Regions from separate parts of the Homo sapiens genome. Here region 2 is linked to region 1. The links are chromatin loops, found by intact Hi-C in ENCODE. Cell type or tissue: heart right ventricle. All regions are shown on one strand. Each heading gives the region's core, and the rest is flanking DNA. Links, peaks and the distances in the headings are about the cores only.

Evidence for each region. Peaks named below come from ENCODE experiments on the same cell type or tissue, not always from the same donor. Only the 100,000 strongest peaks of a DNase experiment are listed, where the experiment ranks them.
Region 2: a loop joins it to region 1, with 2.2 times the contacts of the local background. A loop is called at or near these places in 10 of 110 quality-filtered maps.

The regions. Positions count from the first base shown.
Region 1 is chr14:75,702,039-75,717,393 of GRCh38, reverse strand. TTLL5 (tubulin tyrosine ligase like 5) reads right to left here. Exons shown (of 32, transcript NM_015072.5): 8 at 10,307-10,376; 9 at 9,687-9,771. Among named protein-coding and RNA genes, the nearest start is that of TTLL5, 48 kb to the right of the region's middle. RefSeq lists an enhancer at 5,406-5,515. In heart right ventricle, for the core only: CTCF peaks have their summits at 6,091 (motif pointing left) and 7,994 (motif pointing left); DNase peaks (open chromatin) are centred at 5,253 and 7,983; H3K27ac peaks cover 1,981 bases.
Region 2 is chr14:75,859,978-75,875,332 of GRCh38, reverse strand. It overlaps TTLL5 (tubulin tyrosine ligase like 5), which reads right to left. Exons shown (of 32, transcript NM_015072.5): 29 at 11,471-11,666. Among named protein-coding and RNA genes, the nearest start is that of TGFB3, 110 kb to the left of the region's middle. RefSeq lists an enhancer at 11,287-11,791. In heart right ventricle, for the core only: no CTCF peak of the experiment used is centred there; DNase peaks (open chromatin) are centred at 6,460 and 7,282; H3K4me3 peaks cover 1,288 bases; H3K27ac peaks cover 4,493 bases.

The DNA of each region.
Region 1 (15,355 bases), core at 3,811-11,810:
CCTCTAATCTCAACACTTTGGGAGGCCGAGGCAGGAGGATTGCTTGAGCCCAGGAGTTTGAGACCAGCCTAGGCAACACTGCAAGACCCTATCTCTACAAAAAATTAAAAAATTAAGCAGGCGTGGTAGTGTGCACCTGTAGTCCCAGCTACTTGGGAGGCCAAGGTGAGAAGACTGCTTGAGCCCAGGAGACAGAGGCTGCAGTGAGCTGTGATCGCACCACTACACTCCAGCCTAGGCAACAGAAACACCGACTGAGTGCCCACACAGTGCCTGGTACTATAGCATTCAATGAAAAAAAAAATAAGCAAAAAGAAAAAATGACAGCACAGCTATATGTAGGCTTAGAGCTGACATCCATAGAAAGAATAGAACTGATCCATAATACTCATTTAAAAAGAATGATAATGACAGCATTAACAGCAGACAAAGCAAAACGGCATAAATATGGGCACAGTGCAAGAGACTTAGTCCTGAATTTGAAATGAAGGCAAAAGAGGAATTAAACATGGAGCCCACTGAAAACAGGGTAGCAATTTGATATCCCGGACTGTTGTCAAAAGAAGACCAAAGTATAAAATACATGTGCCTCTGAAGGAAGTAACCAGGGAAAGAGAGAACTTTCCAGTGATGCTCAATATCAACAAAAGGATGCTCAGTATCAACAAAAGGACACTCAAGGCGAATGGTTATGGTAGATATCAACCCCTGTTTACATACCACTGTAACCATATCACCCTTCACTAGAGTGGTTTTCCCAAGAGGCATATCCAAGTGTGTGAAAAAAAAAAGAAGGCCACAAGTTTATTTTCATATGACTTACAAATTATTTACATATGCTTACTCAGACTATGAAGTCAACATGAATTTTCACCACATTAAAGGTCAGCATTAAAAAACTTTCCTCTTCTCTGTTTCTTCTCATCCACCCACTATCTCCACTCCCTAATTCCCTGTACCAGAAATATACAAGAGCCAAAGAAAGAATAGTGAAAAGAAAAAAAACCCCAAACCCAAAAAACTAAAATAAACAAACATGAGGCTAGGAAAAAGGATGTGGACAAAGAGAAAATGATGACTAGGCTAAAAGACAAGAGTTTGATGAGCATTATTATGTCTGTGCTTGAGAAGGACCCCAGATTTTCTAGAAACTTCCAACTTCCAGTAGTTATCACTTAACTTCTAGCCATGTCACACCCCAGTGCCCTGGTGAGTAACCCTTGCCTATGCATCCCAATCTTCCTCTAATAGATTGTCCAAGCAAGTTGCAGACTGTCATTCTCTGAATTCTTGTGAGATGCAAAGGGGCCCCGTGCTGGCTGCCTGCCTCAGCCAGACATTACCTCAAGGTGACATCCCTCCTGTCATCCTCTCCCCTCAAAGAACAATGAATTAGAAGGAGGGGAAAGCTTCTGCTTCAGAAAAAGAGGCTTTTCATCTCTTGTAGTTACTACAAGTACTTGATCTAACTTGGTCAACATGAAAAGCCTGACAAAAGTCTGTGGTGAGCTGGAATCGGGTACCAACACATTTGTCATTCCTATATTCTTTTTTTCAAGAGGGCTGCACATCTAAAAAAAAAAAAAATCATGTTTCTTCTTCCTAATCTTCCTTTTCACTGGAGCATTTTATTCTGAACCCCAGCAAGGATAAGATTTCTAATATCAAAGCGTGGAATTCTAAACTGAGTGTATGAAGCAGAAGCAGCAAAAATTAAAGTGAAACAAAAAAGCTTAAAGGAAAAGTTCCCCTGAAGGGTGAAAGTGCTCCACTCCATATCTCCCTCAGTCTAGTGGGGAACATACACTATGGAGAGAAAAGGTGTGCATGTTCATCTTTCCTCCTACCCCAGTAAGAGCTTATAGCTCTCACTAAAATCCATAGTAAATAAGCCATCATCATCATCTGACCACTATTTTCTTTTTTATTGTCTAGACCACAGGTCACATTAGTCTTGAATGTGACCTACTGGTCAAGTTCTGATTAACCTACAAAAGCTTTGTTTTTTCTTTTAAACTTTAATTACCTGAACAACATATAAAAATCAGACCTTCCTTCTTGCAGCCCAGGGGTAGCCAGGGCCCACATGAGGAAGATGGTGAGTTACAAAAAAAAAAAAAAAAAAAAAAGGAAGATGGTGAGTAGGGTGGGAAGTCAGCCAGAAGCACAAGGAGGTTTTCTAAGCAGGGAGGCCACCAAATAAGGGTATAAATCCATATAAAAACGGCATCTGAATGGGACAGTGGCCCAGTGGGGTCAGGAAACTGGCCACATACAAAGGAATTGAGCAAATAAATAAATATGTTAAAGATACTGCGAGCCAGATTTCCTGCTGTTGGAAAAGAGATTTTAAAATATGAAAAGCAAAAAACAAGAAGGAACTCTGTAGTTTTGAACTAGAATTGTGCGTACTAGTATAAACTTCTATTTTTCAACAATACATTAGAGACAGATATAGAAATACAGATGTACAAGTGTATATGTACATAAATACATAATTTCCTAACTCTGCTCATGGCCAGGGTCTGAAAGCAGAAATGCCCCAAAACAATGAGCGTATCTAGCACCCAGATATTGATTTCTAAATATTATACTCCAAGAAAAAGCAACCAGTGCTCCTTGGAGAAATGGTTGATTCCAGGGATAGAATAGAGAAAGAACAAGATGAGCCTGAAACATCTTGTGCTCAAAGAATGATAAAGACATGTCAAAAGGACACAAAGCCAGCTTGAGAGGTCTCCCACTGGCCAAATCTGGGACAATTTGAGCATCAAAATAAATCATGATAGTAAAGAATTATAACCCATTAAATAAAACAGGAACGCTTGAGTCTGCATTGGTATAAATAAATAGATGAATAAATAAACGAGAAGATAAAGCTCTTCCTCACAGAAAAATGCCAAGAAATAAAAGTTATGATGGAATTAAAAAATCATCATTTGGCAACTATTACAGCAATAATTCATTAAGGCAAGAAAAATCAATAGATTTTTCTTAAAAATGAGAAATGAGATGAAGAATGAAATTTTACATGATTTAAAGTATCTCCTTATAAAATACTTACTAATTACAAAGGGTAAGACCAAATAATTTTACAGTGGAGGAATCTAGCAGATGACCTAAAGCAAATGGTCAAACACCACTAAATGACTAGCATGTGCCATCACATATAATGCAATGACAAGAATTAGTATCACTTTTGTGGTATTCTGGCCCCAAATGCATTACCTAGGTCTCTTCATGAGAAAATATCAGACAAGCCCAAACTGAGGGACAATCCACAAAATGACTGGCCTGTAATCTTCAAAAATGCTGAGATCATGAAAGTCAAAGAAAGACTAAGGAACTGTTTCAGACTGAAGGAGACTACGGAGACCCGACGGCTAAATACAACATGTGATCCTTGATTGGATCCTTTTGTAATTAAAAAAAAAAAAAATCTTAGGACAATTGGCAGAATTGGAATGAGATCTCTAGACATAGGGTAAAAGGTAATTTTTCATATAATTCTTACAGCTCTGACAACTCTATAAGTTCAAAACGGTTTCAAAATTAAAAGTGTAAAAAAGTGCTTTGTTTCACAGTAAAAATCTACATGTTCAAGCCTCACTTAACAAACCAGATCTGGCAATACCAGTATCAGCTGCTGGCACTAAATAGTAAATGCCTTTAGATGAGACATGTACTCTCCATTCTCCAGTCTCCACTCTTCCTTCAGTGAATGTACTTGTGAGCATTTATGTTAGTGACCTTTGATTTAGACCATCACATATTATCAAATTTCATCTTCTCTAGGTCTGAAGTTTCAACACCATTTCTCTATTAACAATAACCTAAAAGAGCACTATTTACTAGGTACCCCAGGACCAAGTTTGCACATACAACCATTCGTCACTTAACAATGGGGATATGCTCTGAGAAATGCATTGATAGGCCAATTTCATCGTTGTGTGAACATCATAGAGCGTATTTACACAAACCTGGATGGTATAGCCTACTACACACCTAGGATAGATAATACAGCTTCTTGCTTGTAGGCTACAAACCTGTACAGCATTGTACTATACTGAATACTGTAGGCAACTGGAACACAATGGTAAGTATTTGTGTATCTAAACATAGAAAAAGTAATACATTGTGTTATGATGTTACAATGTCACTAGGCGACAGAAATTTTTCAGCTCCATTACAATCTTATGGGATACCATAGTATATGTGGTCCTTCCTTGCCCATTGTTATAAAGCACATGACTACATGACCACACTTATCCTAATGTAGACCAAAATTTACACGATGGAGTCAGTCTTGTATCTCCCTCTTAATGAGATCAAGATTTAGGAAAGTTCTCACGACAGACCTTTAAGGCTTTGACCTTTAAGCTAACAAAAGGTGGGAGAGTTCCTACTTTCTTTGTTAAATTTGAAACCCTAGGTACTATTTTGCAGCCTATTGATGAATATAGAACTATTTGCCGCCCCCTCCCCCCTTTTTAACCACAATGAAAACAAATATGAATTGTTTTGGACAATATCTTTATTTTGACAATAAATTTTTAAATCACAAGTTACATTTCCTTTTCGCTTTCTAATGTTTCTCACTGAGAATCAAGATAGTGATCAAGATAATTTGATCAAGAGAATCAAGATAATTTGTCTAAAAGTCTGAATGTCTGTGTGGAGAAAAGATTTCAATGTTTGGCATATGGTAGGGACTTGGCAAACATTAACTGAAACTGCACTGGAGTTGCTTGCTCCAAGATCTTTACCAATATGGAACCAAAACAAGAAGGAAAGCAGAGAGTTAGTGGGATCTTTTAAACTCTCTTCCCCTATTCAAAAACCAGTTTGTTCTTCTAAGAATATGACCCCACATGTTCTTTTTTTTTTTTTTTGTCCTGCTGTTTTCTTAAAAACTTTTTTTTGATACCAATATCTTCTTATGGTCAGAGTCACAGGCATTCTAGATGTAGAAGCTTAACATCCTCTTTGGTAGTTATATTTTCTGACAAACATTCACTACAAATGTACCAAGAAAAGAGAAGGCCAGCCTCGACCTCGCTGTGGCACATGAGTTATCCTTCAACAGGTGTAGGCATTTTGAGTCAGAGAGGCCTGGACAATGAAGAGACAGCACCTCAGGCAGCCTTGCCAGGAGCCACTGGGTTTCATCCTGGCCTGACCCAGAAAAATCTTATGGAAGAGAACAAGAGGCCCAAGAGCTCTCTGATCTGCTGTCAACCAGCTGCAGCCGGGAGACTGCCAAAGCGCTGCAGTGACTAGGCAGCGCCCTACAGAGCCGTCTGGGAGGGGATTACCAGCCTGATCCCTTGTCTTTAGAGCCAGAAATGACTCAAACTTCACAAACAGCAAGGGCCTGCCAGGGAGGGTGACAATGAGCACTGGAAAGGGTTTTCTCCCCCTTGTTGGTGTCTCTTCCCCCCTACTTGCTGCTGTGGCAGATTCTGGACAGTGTGCAGCCTGTGAGGTAATCTGAATTCCTTGGCAACCAGCAAGTACCTGAATTCTTTCAAAACCACAGGAATCCAGCAGAGAAAAGGTAAATATCCCTGCAGAGCCAGTGTTAATTAGCAAGGAAGGCTACTGAAGAAGGAACTGGGGGTGGGGAGAAAGGGAAAGGCACTACAAATGTTTTGGGGTCTTTTCTGAATTTCCACTGAATAATATGGCTGAGGCAGAAAAAAGGCCATTCCAACCGGGACCTTCCCAGAATCCTCTCTTCCCACCTCCGCCGCATGGGTGGAACTCAGCTCCCTGGATGGATACTTGCATGCCCCCCAAGTTGCTAGAGCTGCCTATCTTTGGGTCTCTGGCAACATATTTAGTTTTTAACTCCATTTTGTTTTAATTTTTTTGAAATTTTTATTTTTCCTGTTTCAGTGAAAATCTGGCTATTAGCTTCATCTCAGAAAGGGCTCTGTCAACTCATCTAAACCCAATACTGGATCCACCTAAAGCTGTAAAATCCAGGACAAAATCTTTTTGGAGTCCACCCCTGACAGGAAAAAGAATCTGCACCATTTTGGTAGAGCATAGCACCCCTCTGTGGAAACTGAGTGTCCCCTGGTGGTGCAAAACAGCAACACGCAAGTAAAATTCAAAAGCACAGGGGACCTCTGAGGGCTACTGTGGGAATCACAAAAAGCTGCACCCAAATACCAGGGGGACAATTGCAACACTTCTTCAATACTATACCCACACATGAGAAAACAGTGAGAGCTCTCCCACTTCTTATGTTAATAAAACAATAAGGACAACTGAAAACACTCATCTATACAGAAACTAGGGTTTTCACGAATTTAATTTTGTGTTAAAAAATTTTACACAAAATAACTTATATCACAAAACTGTCTTGTGAAATGAATTTAATCTTTCTGTCGCCTAGTATTAATTTGAGGTCCAAAACAGAAGTGATAGGGTGTAAGGGAATTCATTTCTAAAGAAGGAAATGAATTGTATTTGCCTCCTGTTCCGTCTCTTTAGGAAAGATTATGGTTTTTCTTGTTGAGCCTCAACGTAACCCAATAATCTCATCCCAAACTGATGATCTTCAGTTATGTCTACATAAATTACATGTGGCCCAAGATAACTAAAAGCTGCAGATCTGGAGATGCTACAGACTATCGACATAGTTGAACAGACTCTGAGGGTTACAACAAAGCAAGTGAATGTCAAGATACATAATTAGTGAAGACACAAGAACTTAGGCACATTGAAATTACTGCACGGAACAATGTGCCCTCGCAGGACTCCCGCAAACAGTGCATCATATTGCCATGCGTTATGCTTTTGTAAAGCTTTGATAAAGCTTTTATATTCACCTACACTTTCAGGTAAACCTAACCAAAGCCCTGAAAATTCATGTGGCTTTCTGGTTCTACTTGGTCTGAGTTTTTTAAAAGCTGTTTTTCTAATTATTCTGTGAAAAAACATCCATTGTGTGTGTGTGTGTGTGTGTGTGTGTGTGTGTGTGTGTATAAATTTTTTTGTTTCTGCTGGAAGCAAAAGGGTTATACTTAATTCAGTAGATTCTGACTTCCAACACACAACCAGTAGCCAAAGCACTTGCATATTTGTAGTAAATTCTATAATAAACATTGGTACTGTTGTTCTCATGTTGTGCTCTGAACCAGAAAGGTCTTAAAATTATGCCAAATTTTACCCATAGAGAGGGCTGTTAATATTGTAGGTGAAAATATCTTTGGAATATTAAGCAAAACATATTGCTATGATGTCCTTGAGAAACAGTGAAGCACAACCTCCATCTCTTTTCTCTATTCCCAAAGTCCAATTTTTGGCAGGACATAATCAGTTTCTAAAACTTGACACAGGAGAGAAGTGAAGGTGAGGATGAGCAGAGGAAGGAGAATGATGAAACTCATAACACAAAAGAGAGAAAGCTCAGAAGTCTCAAATTATAAAGCTGAAAATCCTCAGAACCTTGCATATCTGAGAAGTCAGGACTGTATTTTACCATCATTTTGTTTTAAATAATATAGGGAATAGGCTTTTTCTTGGTCTTTTTTTTTTTTTTTTTTTTTTTTTTTAATGAGATGGGGTCTCACAATGTTGCCCAAACTGGTCTTGAACTCCTGGCCTCAGGCAATCCTCCCGTCTCGGCCTCCCAAAGTGCTAGGATTACAGGTGTGAGCCACCACGCCTGGCCAGGAATAGGCTTTTATACCTAATTTTGTATAGTGATACTTCAAAACGTGAGAGCACGTGTGTCTACAAATATTATCGACAATTTCTTTCCTATAAAAACCTGATTAGAGCTAGTAGTCAGCTCATGTTCAGATGCCTGGTCCAGCCCTTTATCTAATAACTGCGAGATGTTTCAGTTCTTCCCTTTCTCAATTTTCAAGGAAGAGGCCAGAACTAGGGAGTTTTGGTAGTCTCCAATGTTCCCAGGGCTCAAACTCAAAATCTCAGTTAAGAATATGACAGGACTTATAAATGCTGTGACTGCCACCTAGAGGCGAACGGAACACAGAGCTCCACCAGCGAGGTTTGGTTAGTCTGCTCTCACTGATTTCAAGTCATAGGATACATGTGAAAAAAACTAAGTCTCTAAAATCATTAAAAGACCATTCTAAAATAATAGTTGTCAGAGTACAATAATATCTGTCAAAGCACCTGTACATAAATAGGTAGCCTTCTTTTATCCATGGTATTTCCCATCTTCCAATTGCATTTTCTAAAATACAGAAACATACACAGACCAGGCTTTTTTAGCTTGTCGTGACCACTCACAGATGCAAATCACCTCCTAAACTGCTATGCTTTATAACAAGCTTGTCCAACCTGAGGCCCACAGGCTGCATACAGCCCAGGACAGCTTTGAATGTGGCCCAACACAAATTTATAAAGTTTCTCAAAATATTATGAGTTTTTTGCAATTTTTTTTAAGCTCATCAGCTATTGTTAGTGTATTTTAGGTATGGCCCAAGACAATTCTTCTTCCAATGTGGCCCAGGGAAGCCAAAAGATTGGACACCCCTGCTCTATATCAAAGGCACTACGCATAAAAAGAACTTCAGGGCAAACTAGTTGGCTAATACAAAAATTTAGTTTTGTTGGGGGGAAGAACACAGCATAGTAGTTACATACTTATTTTAAACAATTTAAAGGGTTTACAAAAACAATTACCTGTAAAATTCTGTGGCTAGAGGAAACAAAACTTCAAAATATAACAACTTGAACTTAATCTTGTAAGTCACATTACCTTAAAACTTAGAAAGCACCTCAACAGGCCAGGTGTGGTGGCTCACACCTGTAATCCCAGCACTTTGGGAGGCTGAGGCAGGCGGATCACGAGGTCAGGAGATCGAGACCATCCTGGCTAACACAGTGAAACCTCGTCTCTACTAAAAATACAAAACATTAGCCAGGCATGGTGGGGGGCACCTGTTGTCCCAGCTACTCAGGAGGCTGAGGCAGGAGAATGGCGTGAACCTGGAGGCAGAGCTTGCAGTGAGCCGAGATCACGCCATCTCAAAAACAAACAAAAAAAAGCACCTTAACAAAAAGAGAACAATGTATGTACAACCACTGTAAAGTAACTTGCATGTTAAGGAAAAAAAAAAAAACCCTCAATTAATACCTTCCAAATATGAGAGGGCATGAAATTGTCTGAGCCCTGAGCTCTGGAGTCAGATCCATGAGGTCAAATCCCCATTCCACTTCTCCCACCTCTAAATCTGTTTCCTCAACTGCAAAAATGCATCAACTAAAAGGTTGTTGCGAGGATGAAAATAAATGCCTGGCATATAATAGGCAAATACAGGTAGGATTTTATTTTTCTTTCTACATCTATCCTGAAGAATAACAGCAAATTATCTTAATATCCTAGGAGCTTCATAACAATTGTCACTGCAGGAAAATACCATATGATCCTGGATCAGTGCTGGGGAAGATGTTTACACACCTTATGTGTGGACATGCAGTGAGACTACAGACAAATAAGCCTAATTTCTGAAGTTCTTTTTAGGCATACTGGCTTTGATGTTATAGAGCACAGCAGTTGAGGAGGTGGATTGCATCTGTAAGCAGTAATGACAAGTAAAAATAGCATGATCTGATTTAATAAACTTGTTAATGGATCCACTCTTAATATACCCACCCTTAATATACCCACCCAACCCCTTCACCCCCAAACAGCTTCTTACCTAGCCAATCCTTCTTCATAGAGATAGATGACAAGAGGATCATAGGAAGTCACGAGCACATAGAGGCGCACGTCAAACTTGAAATCTAAAAAAAAAAAGTTTGTATTCACAAAAAAAAACTAAGTTCATTTGTTTCCTGTTACAGAATAAACAACGAAACCAAGAAACATGAAAGAAAGAACATTCCTACACTCCACATGAAACACACACTGCTCACACACCTTGACTTCGGAGGATAACTAATAATTATACTATATAATTGTACCGTATACATATTATGTATATAGTACATAATAAAAACCGTATAATGTATATATACATTAATATAACTGTAATGTATATATAATGCATATGTGTGTCATTTTCATATATATTAATTACTGCACAATTTTCATACATATACTACTATATAACCTATAAAGCACTTTCTCTTATATTGTCTCATTTCACCTTCAGATAAATCCCGTGAGATAGGTAAGGAACCTGCTGCCTTTCTGGAGCCACACATGTCAAGAATTTCACAACAGTATAATAAAGACTTACTAGAGAAGGCTATGAAAAGCTTAAAAAGTTGAGCAAAAATCTGGCCCAATTTGGTCAAGGGCCTAATCACAACTCACCATCTATGAGCAGGGGGTTGTTAATGTAACGGGAGACCAAAATGTTCTCTTCCAGGGAGATCTGGTTTGGCTATTGAGTAAAGAGAAAGAATGAAAGAATAGAAATACACAGGAATCCTAATTTACAATAAGGGAGCAAAGTTCTTAACCTTTAAAGAAATGGTAAGGTGGAAAACTAAAATTCTGGTTAAAGTTTCCTCCAAGGTACCCATATATTCAGTTGGCCATATAATATCACTTCTATAACACTATAGGCATCCAATTACGATGCAGGAAAAATAAATTTACACAGTACCTCTCACATAATAAATAATAAATAAATAAATAAATAAATAAATAAGCCTAATAGCCTTAAAGATGTATATACATGATATTAAATAGTTACCTGCCAAGAAAATAAGAGCCACTTTAAAAATAAATGAAAACTTGCTTTCTCCCTGAAGTATAATGGAAATTTAAAAATACTACTACTATTCTTAAATGAAGGCTTTCATTAACATGTTTGGAGAACTTACAGATCCACAATGGATCCTAGCATTTTCTCTGTAAAATGAGATAGGTGTTTAATTGATTCACTTAAGGGTATTTGCTAAGCAACTGTATGCAAAGAGTGAATAAGGTCTTTAAAAGATTTCTTCAATGAAAAACAGTTGTTTATACAATAAATAGAAAAGTACTGTGGACACTGCATATGGCACTGGGGATACCATGATGAACATAACACATATAATCTCTGCCTGGCAGATTTAAGATTCAGTAAATCCCTATCCCTGAAAAGTTTAATATTTAGGTAGAGGAACAGCAAAATATAGAATTTAAAAGAACACAAAGCAGCATTTCTATAAATACAAGATGCCAGGTTACAAAGTTAAAGTGCAGACCAATCAGGTGGGACCAGTCAGGGAAGACTTGTCCCAGAAGAGTAGATGCAGAAATGAGTGAAGGCTGGGAAGCACATGGTGGAGAAGAAAGGAGCCCATCATCGGAAGATGGCACGCACCAAGCCCAGTAGAAAGGAGGGTGGGCCGATTCACAGACCTGGGGCTAAAAGACTGAACTGGGAAATTATGAAAGACATGGTTAAACAATGAGGAGGGAGGTACCCTACTGACAAAGGGATTTGAACCCCTGGCAAAGGGAGTTTATATTTAGCATGGTGGGAAGCAGGAAATTATTGTGGATTCTAGATTAAGGAAACAGCAAGATTAAAATATCTGGGAGAAAAAAAAAAACCTTCACATGTGATTAGATAAAGCTGGAAGTCACCACAATCCATGTAGGACAAAAGGGCTCCAAAAGGGAAGTGGTAGTGATAATAATTAGGTTGATAATAGCTACAGTAAAGGCAACAGAAATAACCATCAACATTTGCAGACACAAAATTTAACAAATGTACTAAACACGTGGATGTGCCAAGTGCTGTTCTAAGTCTGTTCACAGGATTATTTCATTTAATCCTCACCCAACCCCATGAGGCAGGTATATCACCATCCACATTTTATAGATTAAAAAAGAATCAGAGTGGGTTAGGGACCTGCTCAAAGTCACGGAGCTAATAAGCAATAGAGCAGCAACGGAATCCAGGGAGTCTTCCTCACAGGCTTCGCTTTTAGGCTTTATTCTTACCTCTTCCCAATATTCTGCTCTCAAATTTAATTGTCCCCCAAATTCAAAAGTTTGTCTTTATAACAATGCATTTCCTACCCTCAATACTACTACTGTTTTTCATATGATAATTTTGTGACCTATAACATTATACACAACCAGTATGAGCAGCTCTGAAGTCAGAATGAGAGTCCTCTCTCAGTTCCCACTGCTGCTATCTCAAAGTCAGAACACAGCTTTCACAACCCATCTCTACGCATCATAGGAACACAATGACATCATTACTGATTCATCCCTAATGAACTTCATCATCCATACCATTTCCTGACTCCCTTACATTTCTTGATCAGCTTCTCGTAAGTACTATCTCCATTTTGAATCTGCTCAATGAGAATTGATGCAATCACTATACAGCTGCAGGCTATGTTGTAAACGTAAAATCAAACAATCACAGCTCTCTTCCTACTGAGTAGAACCTATAGGCTACAATAAATATCTACTCACCCAACTTTTCTCCACAGCAGAGAATATGCTGATAGTGGTCATCATTCCATGACACATCTAACGCCCATGCCCATTTCCTCTCCTCCCTTGCTCACCATACACATTTATCCTTTGAGTTACACGTAACATAAACCCTTACAATATTTAGGTAACTTTACTATGTGTTCTATTGTCTTTATCCCTCACTTCTATCCGCATTGGGAATTAAACTGTAGACTCCCAGAAGAAAAGAAAGGTTTGGATATAGTTTCTTTGCACAGCGTTACAGACTGAAGAGCAACTAAGAAAAACTTTTTGATATCTTCAAGCCTGTTTCCTTTCATCAATCCCCAGTTAACTCATTTCAAATTATTCCAATTCAAAGCTCAAACTGCCTCCCAAAGAATGCTGAAGTAGGAATCTGAATTGTTGGGAAAGTTGGAAACACATCTTTCTTTTCTAAGACAGCATCTCATTTCTTCGCCCAGGCTGGAGTCCAATGGTGTTATTTCAGCTCACTGCAACCTCCACTTCCTAGGTTCAAGCAACTGCCCTGCCTCAGCCTCCCCAGTAGTTGGGATTACAGACACGTACCACCATACCCAGCTAATTTTTGTATTTTTAGTAGAGATGGGGTTTCACCATGTTGCCCAGGCTGGTCTCAAACTCCTGGCCTCAAGTGATATGCCCGCCTCAGCCTCCCAAAGTGCTGGGATTACAGGCATGAGCCACTGCGCCTGGCTGGAAAGGTATCTTTCTAAATGGACCTTAAGGTTAAAGCTCATGGTATCTGTTAAGTCATTGTAAAGGAGAATGATATAGTGGTTAAGAGTGTCTATGCTGGAATCATCTGGACCTGAGTTACAACCTTGACTCTACCACTTATTAAGGAAATAATAACTACCTCATAGGGTTCATATATGGATTAAGTGAGATTATGTTTAGAAAGGACAGTGGTAGGCTCAATAAACATTAGTTATTATTACTGCAAACTTAACAGAATATATGTGGTTCTAATTACAAAGTCCCACAGCTCAACAGCATTCATCACTACCTGCTGCATGCCATTCTACTCAGAGTACTGAGTGGTACTATTATGAAAATTGGAGATACATAATAATTAGGAGAATTTCTCAAAAGCTTTTAAGGAGTGACAACACAGTAGGCACTCCTGAAATACTTGTTGAGCAATGAGAAAAACAAAGGGAACCTAAGATAAAAACACATAAACAAACAGAAACAAGAGAGTACAGAATTATATTCACGAATATAGGAGGGACTAGAGTGACCTAACACTCTCCTAACATGTGAAAGTCTCAGAGAATGTATCAATACTGTATTTCCCATGGATCATGTGTGAGACAAGAATGAGTAAACTTGACTTCCATAATCAAATTCATACCTTAATCAGAAAACACCCATTCTTTCCCCTCCTTGCTTTGAATATACTAAATTGGGAAAATATGGCATTTAGTCATGGTTACTGAAGGAGTGGAGCAAACACAGCTTTGTTCCTTTATGCTGTATTTCTAAAGAGCACATCCTTATGAGACCACGTTAGCCAACCGAGATGTTTCCATCTGTGGTCCACACTTCTCTTTTCAGTGTTACATAAAAGTGATGCTTTTGCTATCCTTTATCTCGTTCTCGTAATGGTAAAAGTTGCTATTTGCAGAGAGTTTCCAAAAGGTTATGACTACTATAGGGAAGTTTTAGTAAGTGGCCCTCTCACTCCAGTGGGAAGAGAGGGGAAGATATTTTCATTTGGCCCTCACACCAACTCCATCCCCACTGCCTAAATCCCTCACTCACTCACATTAGTTCTGCTCCCAGACCCTCTGCCTCAGCATTCCCTCTCCTCACCCTCCTGCTTAAATCTAAAAGGAAAGCAGGCAGCAGCCTTGGAAAGAGTTACTTCATCCAGTTGGCTAATGGGTCACATATTCCATGGGAAAGGATCCAGGCATGGAAAAGAGGGGATGGTTATGCCTTTTGTGTAAGGAGAGAGAAGAGTATTAACAACATGGTTTGCAGGTCTGGGTAAAAGGTGGTAAAATTCCAGTTTTGGGGTAAAACAGGAGTATTTTCCCATTATGTCCGCATGTTGCCAGCTCCCCTCATGCCTCCTGGCATCCTCCCAGGCTTCTGTCTGGCACTTCCACTAAATACCTAAAAGAATCAGACTCATTCCAAAGCTTCACAAAGAGGGAGGGGGAAGGCAAAAGGTCCTGCCAAGTACTTTGATCTATGCAGGGGGTCTCAAAGGATTCAGCCCAGGGAGAGGTGGGAGGGAGAAAAAGACTCTTACATAGCCTGCCAAACACATTCTCTAAGACATGTCACCCCACTGAGATTCGGCATCCAGGGAAGAGTTAGGGCGCAGGGTTCTCGGCTCCACCAAGGAAAGTTTAACTTTTCTATCCTTTATGATGCTAGCTTTAAAATAACAAATCACTAGGGCAAAAAAGCATTCCAAAAGAAAAAAGTCCCAGATGAGCTGGGAATAGATCCTATTCTTTTTGACTCATATCTAAGAAAATAAAAAGCAAACTTGTACCATAGCTGACTTTCAATAGCAATTCCATTTGGCAGCTAAAACCTAAACCCAAACTAGTGCCGTCTATGAGATTCAAACAACACTGGAGCTCCTGGCACAGAGCTGAAGGAAAAGCTGTTGGAGAGGGGCCTTCAACACCAACGTCAGAGCAGAGACAAGAGGAGACAGAGCCAAGGCATATGACCATGGCCTTATGTCACAGGAGACTCAGGGTAAAAGGCCTCCAGAGTGGCCTAGGCCAGGTAACAGAAGTTGCAGCCAATGCCTGGGGCTGTAGCAGTTGCTCTATCAAAACCAGATCCTATATTTCTTTGGCATGAAGGGTCTGGCCATCATTGTTTACGGTACTGTTTTGAGTCCAGACTGAATTTAAGGACTTTCCAATGTGAAAGATCCCTCAGAAA
Region 2 (15,355 bases), core at 2,942-10,941, 160 kb before region 1:
TGACCTCGTGATCTGTCTGCCTCAGCCTCCCAAAATGCTGGGATTACAGGCGTGAGCCACTACGCCCAGCCCACAATAGATTTTTGAGTTAAAAAATATAGGCCGCGCGCAGTGGCTCACGCCTGTAATCCCAGCACTTTGGGAGGCTGAGGCAGGCGGATCAGGAGGTCAGGAGATCGAGACCATCCTGGCTAAAACGGTGAAACCCCATCTCTACTAAAAATACAAAAAATTAGCCAGGCGTTGTGGTGGGCACCTGTAGTCTCAGTTACTTGGGAGGATGAGGCAGGAGAATGGTGTGAACCCGGGAGGCGGAGCTTTCAGTGAGCCAAGATCACGCCACTGCACTCCAGCCTGGGTGACAGAGTGAGACTCCGTCTCAAAAAAAAAAAAAAAAAAGGCCCCCAGTGTCTTTTTTTTTCTCTGTGTCACAAACAGAAAAGCACCCCCAAAATCTTATAGTTCCATTTTGAAATACCATATGTACATGTGCACGCACACACACACACGCATATATACACACACACATTCAGGTTGTTACCAGTTTACTTTGCTTTTTAAGAATAGTGTTGTGATAAACATCATGTTATCTATACCTTTTCACATATGCTGGATCATTTCCTTAAAATAATTTCCTCAAAGTAGAATAGCCAGATCAGAAATCTCTTTATTCTTCTGCTTCAAAACTTTTTAACATATATTCCCAAATTGCTCTCAGGAAAGGTTGTACCAATTTGTATTTCATCAGTATGTCTGAAAGGATTAAATTTACTTATCATTCCTTTGATTACTTTGAGAAAGCAGCTTGCACCCGATGAAAAGCTAGCTCACAATTGATGCTAATGCTGTTTCTTGTCCTTTTTATGTTTGTAAGATATTTATGCCTTTGGACAAACATGTCAATAATCTACACAGATATTATTCTAAAGAATAACCATTTAGGCCAGGTGCGGTGGCTCACACTTGTAATCCCAGCACTTTGGGAGGCCGAGGCGGGTGGATCACAAAGTCAGGAAATCGAGACCATCCTGGCTAACATGTTGAAACCCCGCCTCTACTAAATAATACAAAAAATTAGCTGGGCATGGTGACGCATGCCTATAGTCTCAGCTACTCAGGAGGCTGAGGCAGGAGAACGGTGTGAACCTGGGAGGTGGAGGTTGCAGTGAGCCCAGATCGAGCCACTGCACCCCAGCCTGGGCAATAGAGTGAAACTCTGTCTCAAAAATAAATAAATAAATAAATAAATAAATAAAGAATAACCATTTAATCATGGTATTAATCATGCTTTTTATTCTTCTCATAGCTCTAATAATTATGAACAAATTAATTTGCATACCATATTTAATTGTTCAAGTAAGTAACTATTAGTTTTAAAAATGTGCTAATTAATACTTAATGAGCCTTGGGCTTCTCCTAAGACACTTTCTTTAATATCATTTTAATCAATTTCTGTTTCTGGCCCGGAAGGTTTAAGTAAAACCCCCAAGTTGACATCATAATGCCATGTATATTTACGGTTAAAAATTATACATAAGAGATATTTGTACATCCGTGTTCATTGATGTATTATTCACAATAGCCAAGATGTAAAAGGAACCTAAATGTCCATCAATGAATGAATGGAAAAAGAAAATGTGGTATGTAGTACCCAAAAAAACTAAAAAAAAAAAACTAAAAAAAGAGAAAACATGGTATGTATATGTGTATACACACACAATGAAATGTTATTCAGCCTTAAAAAAGAAGGGAATCCTGTCATACGCTACAACGTGGATGAATCTTGAAGACATTATGCTAAGTAAAAGAATCTAATGACAAAATCATTTCACTCAACATGAGGTAATGAAACTCACAGAAAGTAGAATGGTGATTGTCAGAGGCTGGATGGGAAAGAGGAAAACAGGGAGTTGTTCAATGAGTACGGTTTCAGTCATGCAATATAAAAAAGTTCTGGAGGGCCGGGCGTGGTGGCTCACACCTGTAATCCCAGCACTTTGGGAGGCCAAGGCAGGCGGATCACGAGGTCAGAAGATCGAGACCATCCTGGCTAACACGGTGAAACCCCGTCTCTATTAAAAATACAAAAAAATTAGCTGGGCGTGGTGGTGGGCACCTGTAGTCCCAGCTACTTGGGAGGCTGAGGCAGGAGAATGGCGTGAACCCGGGAGGCGGAGCTTGCAATGAGCCGAGATTGAGCCACTGCACTCCAGCCTGGGGGACAGAGCGAGACTCCGTCTCAAAAAAAAAAAAAAAAAGTTCTGGAGATCTGTGGTACAGTATGCATATAGTTAACAATACTGTGCTGTATACATAAAAATTGTTAAGAGGATACATTTACATGTTTTCTACCTAAATGATAAAAAAAAGGTGATACACAATTATAAGAGCAACTAACTTTTGACTTTTTTTTTTTTTTTGAGATGGAGTTTCACCCTTGTTGCCCAGGCTGGAGTGCAATGGCCACGATCTTGGCTCACTGCAACCTCCGCCTCCTGGGTTCAAGTGATTCTCCTACCTCAGCCTCCTGAGTAGCTGGGATTACAGGCATGCGCAACCACGCACAGCTAATTTTTTGTATTTTTAGTAGAGATGGGGTTTCTCCACGGTGGTCAGGCTGGTCTCGAACTCCCAATCTCAGGTGATTCATCCATCTCAGCCTCCCATAGTGCTGGGATTATGGGTGTGAGCCACCACACCCGGCCTTTTATTGACCTTTTATCATGGGTCAGGCATTGCTTTAAGTGCTTTATGTTATCTCATTTATCCCTCCCAACCATATGACCTGTGTCTCCTCATCATCACCATTTACAGAAGAAACCAAGGCACAAAAAATGTTAGGAAATTTGTTCATAATTGCAGAGGTACTGAGTAGTAAGCTGGGATTCAAACCCATGGAGTATGATTTAAGAACCTCACTATACTATGCTGCCTTTCTTATTTATGTTATGCTGATTCCCTTTTAAAGCAAACATATCTAAAGCAAATTTATTTAAATCATATCTCTTTTCTAAAGCAAACGTAGAAATGTGTCCAGTTTCCACCAGATGTATATAAAGACAAATTTCATTCACCTTGCTCCAAGATCATTCTCTTTCTTGAGAAGGAAAGGAAAGTTTGAAAAAAAATTATTGTCTGTAAGCAAATGTTTGTTACTTATTGTTAAAGTGAAAGTGTGAGTATGTATACAGATAACATCAAAGGATCAGCCATGACCCCAGATAGAAAGCTCAACTGGCTAAATAAAGATAGGTCTGCTTCATTTTCAATTGTGTGTTTTAACTTTTATTTGTTAGTACTTATAAGAAATTATTTGTATATCAGGGCCCCGTTCTCCTAACGTGTCTGTATCTTATGTGTCCTGATTACTAAAATGAAATAATTAGTCAAAGGCAATCTCTAAGTTTCCTTTACAACTTTGAGGTTATAAACATCTAACTTGTCTCTGTCTTCAAATGTATAATTTGTTTTGTTTGGCCCAGGATCTCACATGGTTGGTTTACTGTGCATATCTTATACAGACCTTACTGTCACATATTCATTAAGTATTTTTCCCCTGGCTGCCACCATCTCAGATGGATGGATTGAAGTCTTTCATCATCTCACACAAAGTTACTGCTGGGAGTCCCTCATATACCTACAGACAAACAAACAAACCACAGGCCACGGAGTGAGGGAAGAGAATAAAACTGGTCACCAGACAGCTGCAGCAACCAAGCTGAGTTCTGAATCTTAATTGGTTACACTGACCCTTTTTTTTTTTTTTTAAAGATTTGTGTATACGAGAGTATATAGCAGTGCAGCAGCAATAATGCTGGAATGCCTTATCTGACTGATAAGTATGTAAACTAAAAAGAAAACGAAGAGTCAATTCTGTCGTGGGGGAGGACGGTAGAGTGGAAAGGGGCTTTGGAAGTCCTCTGACCTGGTAAAAATATTATCTCCACAATCAGGCAGCTGTGTGATCTTGGCTAAGTTACCCAAACTCTTTGAACATTGATTTCCTCATCAGTGGAATGGAGATAAGACTACATCTGGTGCACAGGAAGCATTTACTGCGTGTTCATTTTCCTCTAAGATTCCAGAAGAATATTCCCCTAGGAGCAGCTTAGAAAGCAACATGATGATAACCAGGGTACTTATGCTACTATCAGTAATAAGTTAACACAATGAAAGAAAGTCTGTATTGTAATAATACACTAAGATCAGACTTATATGATATTGAAAAAGCAAGCATAGGCCGGGCGTGGTGGCTCACGCCTGTAATCCCAGCACTTTGGGAGGCCGAGGGTGGGCAGATCACAAGGTCAGGAGATCAAGACCATCCTGGCTAACACAGTGAAACCCTGTCTCTACTAAAAATACAAAAAATTAGCTGGGCGTGGTGGCGGGCGCCTGTAGTCCCAGCTACTTGGGAGGCTGAGGCAGGAGAATGGTGTGAACCTGGGAGGCGGAGCTTGCAGTGAGCCGAGATCGAGCCACTGCACTCCAGCTGGGCGACAGAGCAAGACTCCGTCTCAAAAAAAAAAAAAAAACCAAAGCAAGCATAATATGAATTAAGCAAACATGTCATCTGTGGTAGTCACATTTGTAGACACCTGTCAGGTTTCCTGGGAGTCTTCTGAAAAACACCTATCATAGAAATAAAATTAAAATAGCATTACCAGTAACAGTGTTGAAAGGACAAAATAATAATTACAGAAATCATTCCTGTATTATTAATAACACAGGAATTAGTAACAACCCATACAAGTGCTCCTACTATCCAAACCTCTAGAACAAACGTCAGGATACTGCATGTGTTGTTAGGTGCTAAACCCATTACTTAATAAAAGTACAAGGGAGGGTAAAGGATGGGCATTTCCAAGATTGTTACGCCCAAGAACACCTTATTAAGATATTTCTTTCATTAAGAATTGAGGAGAGGCCGGGCGTGGTGGCTCACGCCTGTAATCTCAGCTCTCAGGGAGGCAAGAGGTGGGAGGATAGCTTGAGCCCAGGAGTTCAAGACCTGCCTGGGCAATATAGCGAGACCCCGTTCTCCAGAAAAAGGAAAAAAAAAAAAAAAAGATTGAGGTAATTGGGATGACGTCTAGGCCTAAGTGCAGGAAAACTTTTCTTTTGAGATGGTGCTTATGAATAGTAGGAGACTGGTGAAGAGACCTGATAATAACTTTTCAAACATAGTTTCATCGGAGTCAGTAAGTACTTGTTGGCTGGGTATGGTGGCTCACGCCTGTAATCCCAGCACTTTTGGAGGCGAAGGTGGGTGGATCACAAGGTCAGGAGTTCAAGACCGTCCTCACCACTATGGTGAAAACCCCATCTCTACTAAAAATACAAAAATTAGCCTGGCGTGGTGGTGTGCGCCTGTAGTCCCAGCTACTCAGGAGGCTGAGGCAGGGGAATCGCTTGAACCCGGGAGGCAGACGTTGCAGTGAGCTGAGATTGCGCCACTGTACTCCAGACTGGTCAACAGAGTGAGACTCCATCGCAAAAAAAAAAAAAAAATACTTGTTGAATGTATACATTGCAAGTTAGAATTTATGTAATAGTACTTACAGTTGCTGTTTATTGAATGCCTTATTAGCAGCAGGAGGCAGCATATAGCATAATAGCCATGAGCTTGGATGCTGCAGGCTGACAGACCTGGGTTCAAATCCCAGTTCTACCATTTATTACTTATGTGACACAGAGAAAGTTATCTAACTGATACTATGCTTTTTCATCTGTGAAATGAGGCTAATAAGAGGGCAGCTGTAAAGATCCACTGAGATAATACAAAAAAATGGCCACTTTGGTGCTTGACATATGGTAATATCAATATCACATCCTGAGAACTACAATCATGATAATACACAGGTATATATCATCATCTTCAAATTAGAGATAAGGAAAATGAGGTTTTAAAAGTTTGAATAACCTGTCTTAAGTCACGGACTAGACAGGGCCAAGACTTAAGCTGTGGGTTATCTGACTCCAAAGCCTGTCTAGAGTGGCCTATTTCCAAAACAACCGAATGCAGTATTATTTCATGTATTTTCTATGTATTTTCATTAAATAAGAATAAAAGTTTGGCTTGGCAAAATCTACTAAATCAAGTGGTCCTAGGAAAATCAATAATAACTAAAAGCTAGACACTAAGTATGAGTTCCTGCTAAAAGTCAAGTGGGAAAATAAAATAGAACAAAAGAACCAACCAAACAAAAAAACAACGAAGCAATAGGTTATGACATTAAGTTCCGGAGTCAATATGCTCTGGAACTTAAACACACACACACACACACACACACACACACACACACACACACACACACACTCCTCCCCTCTCATGTCCCCAGTCCAACCTTCCTCTCTGATACGCCATTATAAAGATGTATCAAGACACCTCCTGCATGGCTAGACTGTTTGCCTGCTCTTTGTGCCACGCTGAGGAGCTAGCATGTTATTGCCAGCTGCTTGGAAAAAGACAGGGTGCCTGCTGAATTTCTCTTTCTTTCCCCTCCCCTCCTCCACAACACAAACACACAGCAGCTGAAGGCTTGGCGAAACAGAATTCATTCCTGCAGGAGGAGGCAGAATTTTTTTAGACACGTGCAATGAACTTTTAGGAGCAAAATAACAAGACATGGTTCGGTTTATATGGGAATCCTTTCCACACCTGTGGGATTGTGTATATACACACACAGCATTAGCAAAAAGCTTGTTACACACTGCACTCAAGATGTTACCAGCAAACTGAAAGACCTCTTGATGTGAACAATGAGCTGCTGCCAGTCCTGCCTGTTATAGGAACATTAGTTTCTGCTAGGATTATTGAATCCAGATTAGTTTGGTAAACTTGGACATGGTGGGAAGGGAAAAGTAAAGAACAGATGGGGCAGAAGGATGAGAGAAATTTAGGACGCACAGTTTTCTCCTACCTTGAGTTATTTACTAATGTTGAAAATTAAGTCTACTAAAAATTGAAGGGGTTTCGAAAGAGACCGGAACCAGTGAAGAATTAAGATGTATTTAAAATCTCTCCTTTCTCCCATGATTGTTAAAGGAAACTTCGGCAATTCTGTGTTGGCCATCAATATGTCCTTAATTTTTCTGCTTTTGGGGCTCTTTTTCACTGTGGATGAGGCAGAGAAGAGAGTGGGAGGGAAGGAAGCAGGGAGTGGGTTGGGAGCAGAAGTTTAACAAAGGATCACTTTAACAGAAACTACTGAGTAATCGCTCTGTCCTGCGCCAAGAATAACATCAGCTCAATGTCTGCAATTAGAATCAGGTCAGTCAGGCCTCACAGCCGGTGCAGCCCTCCTCACAGACCCCAGCATGGAGAGCTACTCATGCTGATGTCACCAGTAGTCACTGTTACCCAAGAAAGTCCCCGACTCAGCTGAAAGAAAAGTTTTCTTTTGCCTTCTCCTTCAGGGGCAGGAAGACAGCAGGAGAAGAAAGACAGAATTAGAAGACATGCATTGGGCTGTATCAATATATAACAGATTTGTTTGATCATTCCTAACTCTTGAGATTCAGTACTTCCCACAACCATCCTGAAATTTTTTTTTTGCTTTTTTTTTTTTTTTGGAGACAGTCTCAATCTGTCACTCAGGCTGCAGTGGAGGGGCATGATCTTGGCTCACTGCAACCTCCGCCTCCCGGGTTCAAGTGATTCTCCTACCTCAGCCTCCTGAGTAGCTGGGATTATAGGCATGCGCCACCACGCCCGGCTAATTTTTGTATTTTTAGTAGAGACGGGGTTTCACCATATTGGTCAGGCTGGTCTCGAACTCCTGACCTTGTGATCCACCTGCCTTGGCCTCCCAAAGTGCTGGGATTACAGGCATAAGCCACCACGCCCGGCCCTGAAATTCATTTTTAAATGAGTTAATGTGTATAGAGAACCCTGAATAGTGCTTGGAACACAGCAAGTGCTTAAGTGGTGGCTATTATTATTAAAACAAAAAGGGAGGATTCTGCCTATTCATTAGGTTATTCCAAACCTAATGAATCAGAAATGGGATGGAGGAACAATTGTTTTAACAAGCCCTTCAAATGGTTCTGTTACTCTAGTCTATGGGTCTGCACACTAGGACCTATAGGCCAAATCCAGCCCATTGCCTGTTTTTGTACATAAAGTTTTGTTGAAAGACCGCCACACTCATTCATTTACATATTGTTTATGGCTGTTTTCACTCTACCATGGCAGAGCTGAGTAGTTGCAACAGAGATGCTATGGCCTGCAAAGCCTAAAATATTTACTATCTGGCTATTTACAGAAAAAGTTTGCTGACCTCTGCTCTGACTTAAAACAATGTTTTTCAAACTGCTGTTTTTACCATCAGTGTGTAAAAGCTCATTGTTTCAATTTTGTCTTATTTTGTTTATTATGCTCTCTATCATATGGACTGGATCACGCCAAGTTTCTTGTATCTCTGTTCCTGAAAACTTCCGCCACTGGCTCTGGGTGACTTTCCTCTCTCACTCCCATGTCACAGGATCAGTCTTTTGCAGGAGTGGATTAAGTATATGACAATTGCTACATTTATGAGTGCAATGCTATACTGAGATGAAGATCAAAGCTCATTCCCCATGAATACTGAGAGATGTCCATTTCCAAACTCATATCCTGAATCAGAGTTTAAGCAGAAATTAACACCTTCAATAAGTTGGATATCTAAGTGTTCTGACTGGAGGCCGAAAAGAATGGAGAACTTCCTATGTACACAATGAGAGAAAGGCTGCATGAACTTTCCCCAGACATTATTAGGAGATTACTATGTGAAAGATGCTGTTCATAAACATAATATGATATAAGATAAATATAAGGCCTCCTTTAACATCGCATTCCATAAACAGGCCTCTTTTATGGATGAATGCTAGGTAAATCAGATTTCAATTCTATCTACTGCTTTCAAACAGGCAGTTAACCACACTGTGAGTTATACCAATGGCTCCCTACACTTTAGAGAAATGAATCCAAGTGCAAGGAGTTCATTGGAAAAGTACCATTGCTATCTAAAGGGTAACCCCAGGACAGAAATACAGAATACTGAGAATGTAAACCATGCTTCAATCAACAATTTAGTGATAATTATAATGGTCAGATCTAGCACAGCTAAGCTACAAAGGTATAAAATCTACTAGGGCTTTGCTTCCACTGTGGAATGATTCTAAGTACCCTCTAAAATAAAGTGCTCTAAGTTTCTACATATTCTTCCTGTTAGAATATTTAATATCTTATTTGTTATCTTATTAGTTATAAACTCTTGAAGCTAATGGAATTTAGTTACTTTAGCTCTCTCCTACAGTCCCAGAAACTTCACCCTTACTCATTTTTACCTAAATCAGCTGTGGTTTAGAAGAACGGGTTCGGGGTGTTGGGGAGAAGAAATAATGTTACACACATATATACAATTATGATGAATGATTTTCTGTTTGCTCTCCAGGAGAACGAGATAACTCCCTTCTTGGGAGTTCTGCCTCCTCGCTAAAACAGATATTCTGACAGATTCTAAAAAACATAATTTCCATATACTTCATAATTCAGTGAAACTAAACCAGTATAATCCTCAGTGAAAAGAAATTCCACACAAGAATAGTAGTACAGTACTTTGAATTTTCAAAGGAATGTGAGTTGCTGGAAGCTAATCAAAACTATGAGAAGGACTTAAAAATGAAGCAGTTTCTAAAAGTGAAAATCAACAAAACTGCCTCTCCTTCCCCAGTCATCCTCCATTTCAAGGTATTGAAGCATAGTTTAAAAGGTACCAACTGTCTAGATTCATTAGAGCCAGAGAGTTTTTTTTTCTGACTTGTATTTTAGGCTCAGGGGTGCATGCTCAGGTTTGTTATGAAGGTAAATGGCGTGTTGCGGGGGTTTGGTGCACACATTATTCTGTGGCCCAGGTAATGAGCCAAGGACCTGAGAAGTAGTTTTTTGATCTTCAGGCTATACAGTGATACTTCCACTATCCAGTATCTGATTAAGTTGGCATTCTCAAGTACTCTGAATGACAGGGAGTTTAAAGTTTAAAAAGCTTTAAGAAATTTAAGAACACAGATTAAAAAAAAAAAACAACAACTAAGACACACATTTGTATCTGGAATTGTGAAAATGCAAACTGGCTTAAATGTGTCTACTATCCTCAAGACCTCAAGATTTTCTAAATGAAGAAAATTTTACATGACAGAAAGTGATGTGATTACAATGAGATGCTATATTCTATGCTTTCCAGATTAAGAGATTTTATTTTTCTCCAGTAAAAATGGTCTAAAGAACTACTTTGCAAATGCCGGCACTTACAATTTCTCAATTATGATGAATTAATATAATGTACAGAGTATACTACCGCAGGTAAAGATGATCAATTGATGAACTATGTTGAAATAATAAAATGACATTTTATTATGGGTGGTAGTTGAAAAGATAAGACAGACTATAATAATAATTGTTTTACTTAGAGGAAAAAACCTTTGGGAAATGTTGCTTTAGTCTTTGAGTAAATAATTTTGCACAAACTCATACACACTATGTACTACATTTTTATAAGAAAAAAATGATCAGGAGATCAAACTGATAAAAAGTTATTTCTTCACATAACCAAATGTCAGAAAAGCTTATAGAATCAGTACTAATTCATTCCAATAACCCCACTGTAGAACACAGTAACTATTCTAATGATGATCCTGAGTCACCAAGAAAAATTTAACTCCTGAATTTTCGGTGAGGTCATCCTTTCTCTACAATTGGGGCCATACTAATATATTAGTGCTATATACTTATATAGCTCCCTCACTCAGTAGTTTCTGGCATTTTATAGACAGTGAGTAGCGAATCAACATCTCCCTACACATAAGTTGCACAACAGCAAGGATTTTTGTGTGTACAGTCACCTTATAGCCCCACTGTTTAAAACAGTGCCTAGTACACAGTAGAATCACAGTAAACATTTGTTGAATGAATAGCTATCATTTATAGATGACCTGCATGCTAACATATGTCCATTTCCCACCAGAAGAACTTGCAACTTATTTATTCCTTGAAAATCTTGTTAGATAATGAGTAATATCACGCACATATGCCAAGTATATCAAGGCAAGAAAGTAGAACATTTAGAAATAAAGATGCTTAAAATACAAGCTTTCAGGTATCTTAGAATCAGACCCTATGGGAGGTTATAAACTAAGATCATACAACAGAAAGGGTAAACACCACAATAGAGATTTTTGTATAGAAGCATTCAAATGAAAAAAAAACATGTCAAACACTGGTTAAGCATCACTTTCAAGCAAAGCCAGTGTTATGGCTCCAGAACAGTTTTTCCTCAAGAGTAGACTCCCCATGAGCTGTCCAAGCCAGGATGGCACGGGGTTGGAAAACTAATCCTACATTTCTCATTCACTGACCTTTTTTTTTTTTTTTTTTTTTTTACCAACAGCAGGAAGATATAACACATGGAAAAGACTTATCTTGAATTACCTGGTGCCGGGCTCGACTCTGGTCCAGGAGCTGCCGGGACTGAAGTTTTTGTTGTTCAAGTTGCTGCAGGGCAAATTGAAGCTGATAGCTGCCTGCTGTGGGGTGATACTTGTGCTGGGGGACCACCCCTGTAGCCTGGCTGTACACGTTGTTTTCTACTTCTCCTTCCCAGGCAAATCCCCCTGTCTGCAGGCTCCTGAAGAGAAAAGCAAGCAGGTTTCTTAGAGTGAGTGGCTGTATGAACAATCTAGAGGAAAGGAGAGAAATATCTCAGGTATTTTTCCAATATGGAACCAAGCACAGTTTGGAATTACAAATCTACTTGTGTGATATTATCTCACTCCCCCACTAAACCGTAGCTCCATGATGACAAGGACAGGGTCTGTTTTGCACTCTCTTCTTTTCCTAGCACGTATCATAAGGCCTGGCACACAGTCAATGTACAATAAATATTAGCTGGATGTAAAACAACTGAAATAGCAATTTCATTCCCCTGTGATTGCCAGAAGACCTACAAGAAGAGTCCAGAGAGCTTCCAATGCAGGATGGGGGGCTAACTTAAGGCAGGAACAGATGCATGATCATTTTCTCTAACATCAACTTCAAAAGGAAAAGGGTTCATCACACAGAATTTGTTTTCTCTCAACCACCCATCAGTTAAATATCTAAATATTTTTTAGAAGTTGTTTATATTTGAGCTTATGTCCCTATGACTGGGTAACATAAATGGTGTGGGAAGACACTTTTTTTCATTATTCCAAATTTACCTCACAGGGTCCCCACTGAGGCTGACAATCTGTACACCTGAGGAAGGCGAAGGGCCGGTGGCCTTTTTGAGTAGTCAGTACCTATGCTATGTTATAGTATTTGTTAAATACTTTGACTATCTTCCTTGCCCAAATTATTTATTTATTTAGAGACAGGGTCTCAATCTGTAGCCCAGAATGGAGTGCAGTGGTGCAATCACAGCTCACCGTAGCCTCAACCTCCCCATGCTCAGGTGATCCTCCCACCTCAGCCTCCTGAGAAGCTGGGATTCTAGGTGTGTGCCATCATGCCTGGCTAATTTTTATATATTTTTTTTGTAGAGACGGGGGTTTAACCATGTTGCCCTGACTGGTCTCAAACTCCTGGGCTCAAGCGATCTGCCCACCTCAGCCTCCCAAAGTGCTTGGATTGCAGGCGTGAGCCACTGCACCCAGCTCCAAATTCTAGATTCTGGTGACCATGTCTGTGTACTTCCTAGCAGAAGTCTTTACAACTATAGCCTCCTACATTTCCCCTCTCAGATCACTTTTCCCAGTAGAAAAGACCCCATTTATACTACTTCATTCCCATTTGGCTATTATTAAAACAAAATACCTGACGATAACAAGGGTCGCTGAGGATGTGGAAAAACTGGAACCCTTGTGCAATGCTGGTGGGAAAGTAAAATGGTACAGTTACTCTGGAAAACACTTTAGGGGTTCCTCAAAAAGTGAAACACAAAATAACCAAATGATCCAGCAATTTTTCTTGTAGATATATACAGAAAAGAATTGAAATCAAAACTAATAACCGTACACCAATGTTCATAGCAGCATTGTACAAAATAGGCAAAAGGTGAAAACAACCCAAATGTCCATCAACAGATGAATCTACATACAATATTACTCAGGCTTAAAGAGAAAGGAAATTCTGACATATGCTGCAGCACATGTACAGAACCTTGAAGACATTATGCTAAGTGAAATAAGTCAGTCACGAAAGAACAAATATTATATGATGCCACTTATGTGAGGTACCTGGAATAGGCAAATTTTAGAGACAGAAAGTAGAATGGTGATTATCAAGGGCTATGGAATTAGGGAATAGGAAGTCATTTTTCAGTGAGTACAGAGCTTCAGTTTGGCATAATGACAAAGTTCTGGAGACAGATGGTGGCTAATAGTTGCAAAACAGTATAAATGTACTAAATACCACTGAATTGTACACTTTAAAATGGTTAAAATGGTAAATTTTATGCTAAATATATTTTAGTATGATTTTCTAAAGGTCTCATTTCTTTTGAGAACAGTCTTGTCAGTCCTTCCATCTCCTTAACACTTTTGGTTATTCTTCTTGGGACCATCTTTAATTACACTGTATTTCTTTTCCTTTTTAGGTACAGTGACAGGAAAATTGTACATAGAAGAAACATAAGACTTTCATAATGAACAACCTTGCTCCAAACCCTGGTTAAGGGGGCTTAGAAAAATGAAAGGGTGCCTAAATTGAGAAAAGTATTCATAGTGATTTAAATCAGTGTTATTCTTTCCTTTGTCATTAAAGTCATTTCAATGACAGAGGTGTAGGAACCCTGAAGTGAGGCTACACAGACCTTCCAGAGTCCTCACCTAAAAGCCACATAGGGTTATTTATAGCCTGGGTCCTGATGACTCAACAGAGCACTGAAGGAGGGAGCAAAGTGAAATGTTTGCCAAGCTCAGAAGTCCATGCTCCTCTGTTGCCTGTGCCCTCCCTCACAACCTGGTCTTTTCGGGCCTCTGCTTTGGTTTCCCAACTCTCTTAGAGAGATTTCCAAATCTCTCGTTAAGGGTAAGTCCGTGAACTGTATTCTTTCGGCTTTCTATCCCATAATCTCACCTCTGATATGTCACATCCCTTACTCATCTCCTCCCACAGTTTGGCTCCCACAGTTCAGTTGCTCAATTGTATACCATCTCCTAATCTTCTTGGAGAACACACCAAAAAGCTCAGAGCTTATCTATTAAGTTTTCTGAGTGCGACATTTGATCTTCAGTGATCCTTCTTGAAGTGCCTCAGTGTGCATGTTATCAGACAGTTAAAAGGGCATGATCTTTCCCAAGAGACTTCTAGACGTATGGAGAAACATGGTGAGCACTGATCAAATATAAATAAATACTTCAATACATTAGTGAAATGTTAACATTATTCACAAAGCAGGGTGCTGAGTGACAGTAAAACAGGATGACATCGTTAGGAAAGGAGGAGCCTGAGGAACCTATTATCTCTTTTCTCATTAGTGAGGGAAGAGAAAAGCTTACTGAAGATAAAACACCCAAAACTACTCAACAGCTACTGGCTCAGCTAAAGGAACGGAGTGAGCTGTGAACGAAAGGGGGAGCCACCAAGAAAGGTATCTAGGTTCAAGGCAGGAGTGGGCTGATCCAGTGAACAAATGAATACAAAGGAAAGAAACAGGTGAAAAAGAAGAAACTGCTTTAGCTGGCTAACCTTGAGATTTCCACACCAATTAGGGCAGGTGCTGCTTTGAATCCAGAATTAAACTATTAGTTACAACTGGACTAAAGTTCAGAAAGCCCATCAACAGTGGTTCTGCTTTCGTTCCTGCTTTGCTGGTTACAGAAGTTGCTAGCTACAGAAAGCAATCTAGACTCAGTGATTAGATTTTACAGTATTTATATAACTATGAAGCTTACATCAGAATTCATCTCACTGGCTAGATTGGTTCATTTGCTAAAAGCTGTTTTAATAACAAATATCCCCAGGAGACATTCACTTTAATGCCTTCTTGTGTATCAGAAATCAAAGTCTGAAACCAAACCAGGCCCCTTTATGTGGGGATGATCATGGACAGGTTTGCAGGTGTGTGAATATGAGGTGGGGGTCTGTGGATATATAAAGGGTAGGACAGTGGGCAAGAGAAGATCAAATAAGGAATTATGGATAAGAAAGGATGTGTTCCTCCAACTGCACACATATTGAACGGACTGGAACATCATAAACTTTTATAATGAAATCTGTTTTTAATCTCCTCAGTAACATAAGCCCAGTCTACAAATCACAAAAGGAAGTTTCTCAAGCAAGTAGAGGCTTTTAGCAAAGAGGCAGGCATTTTTACACTGCAACACTGGGTGGGGG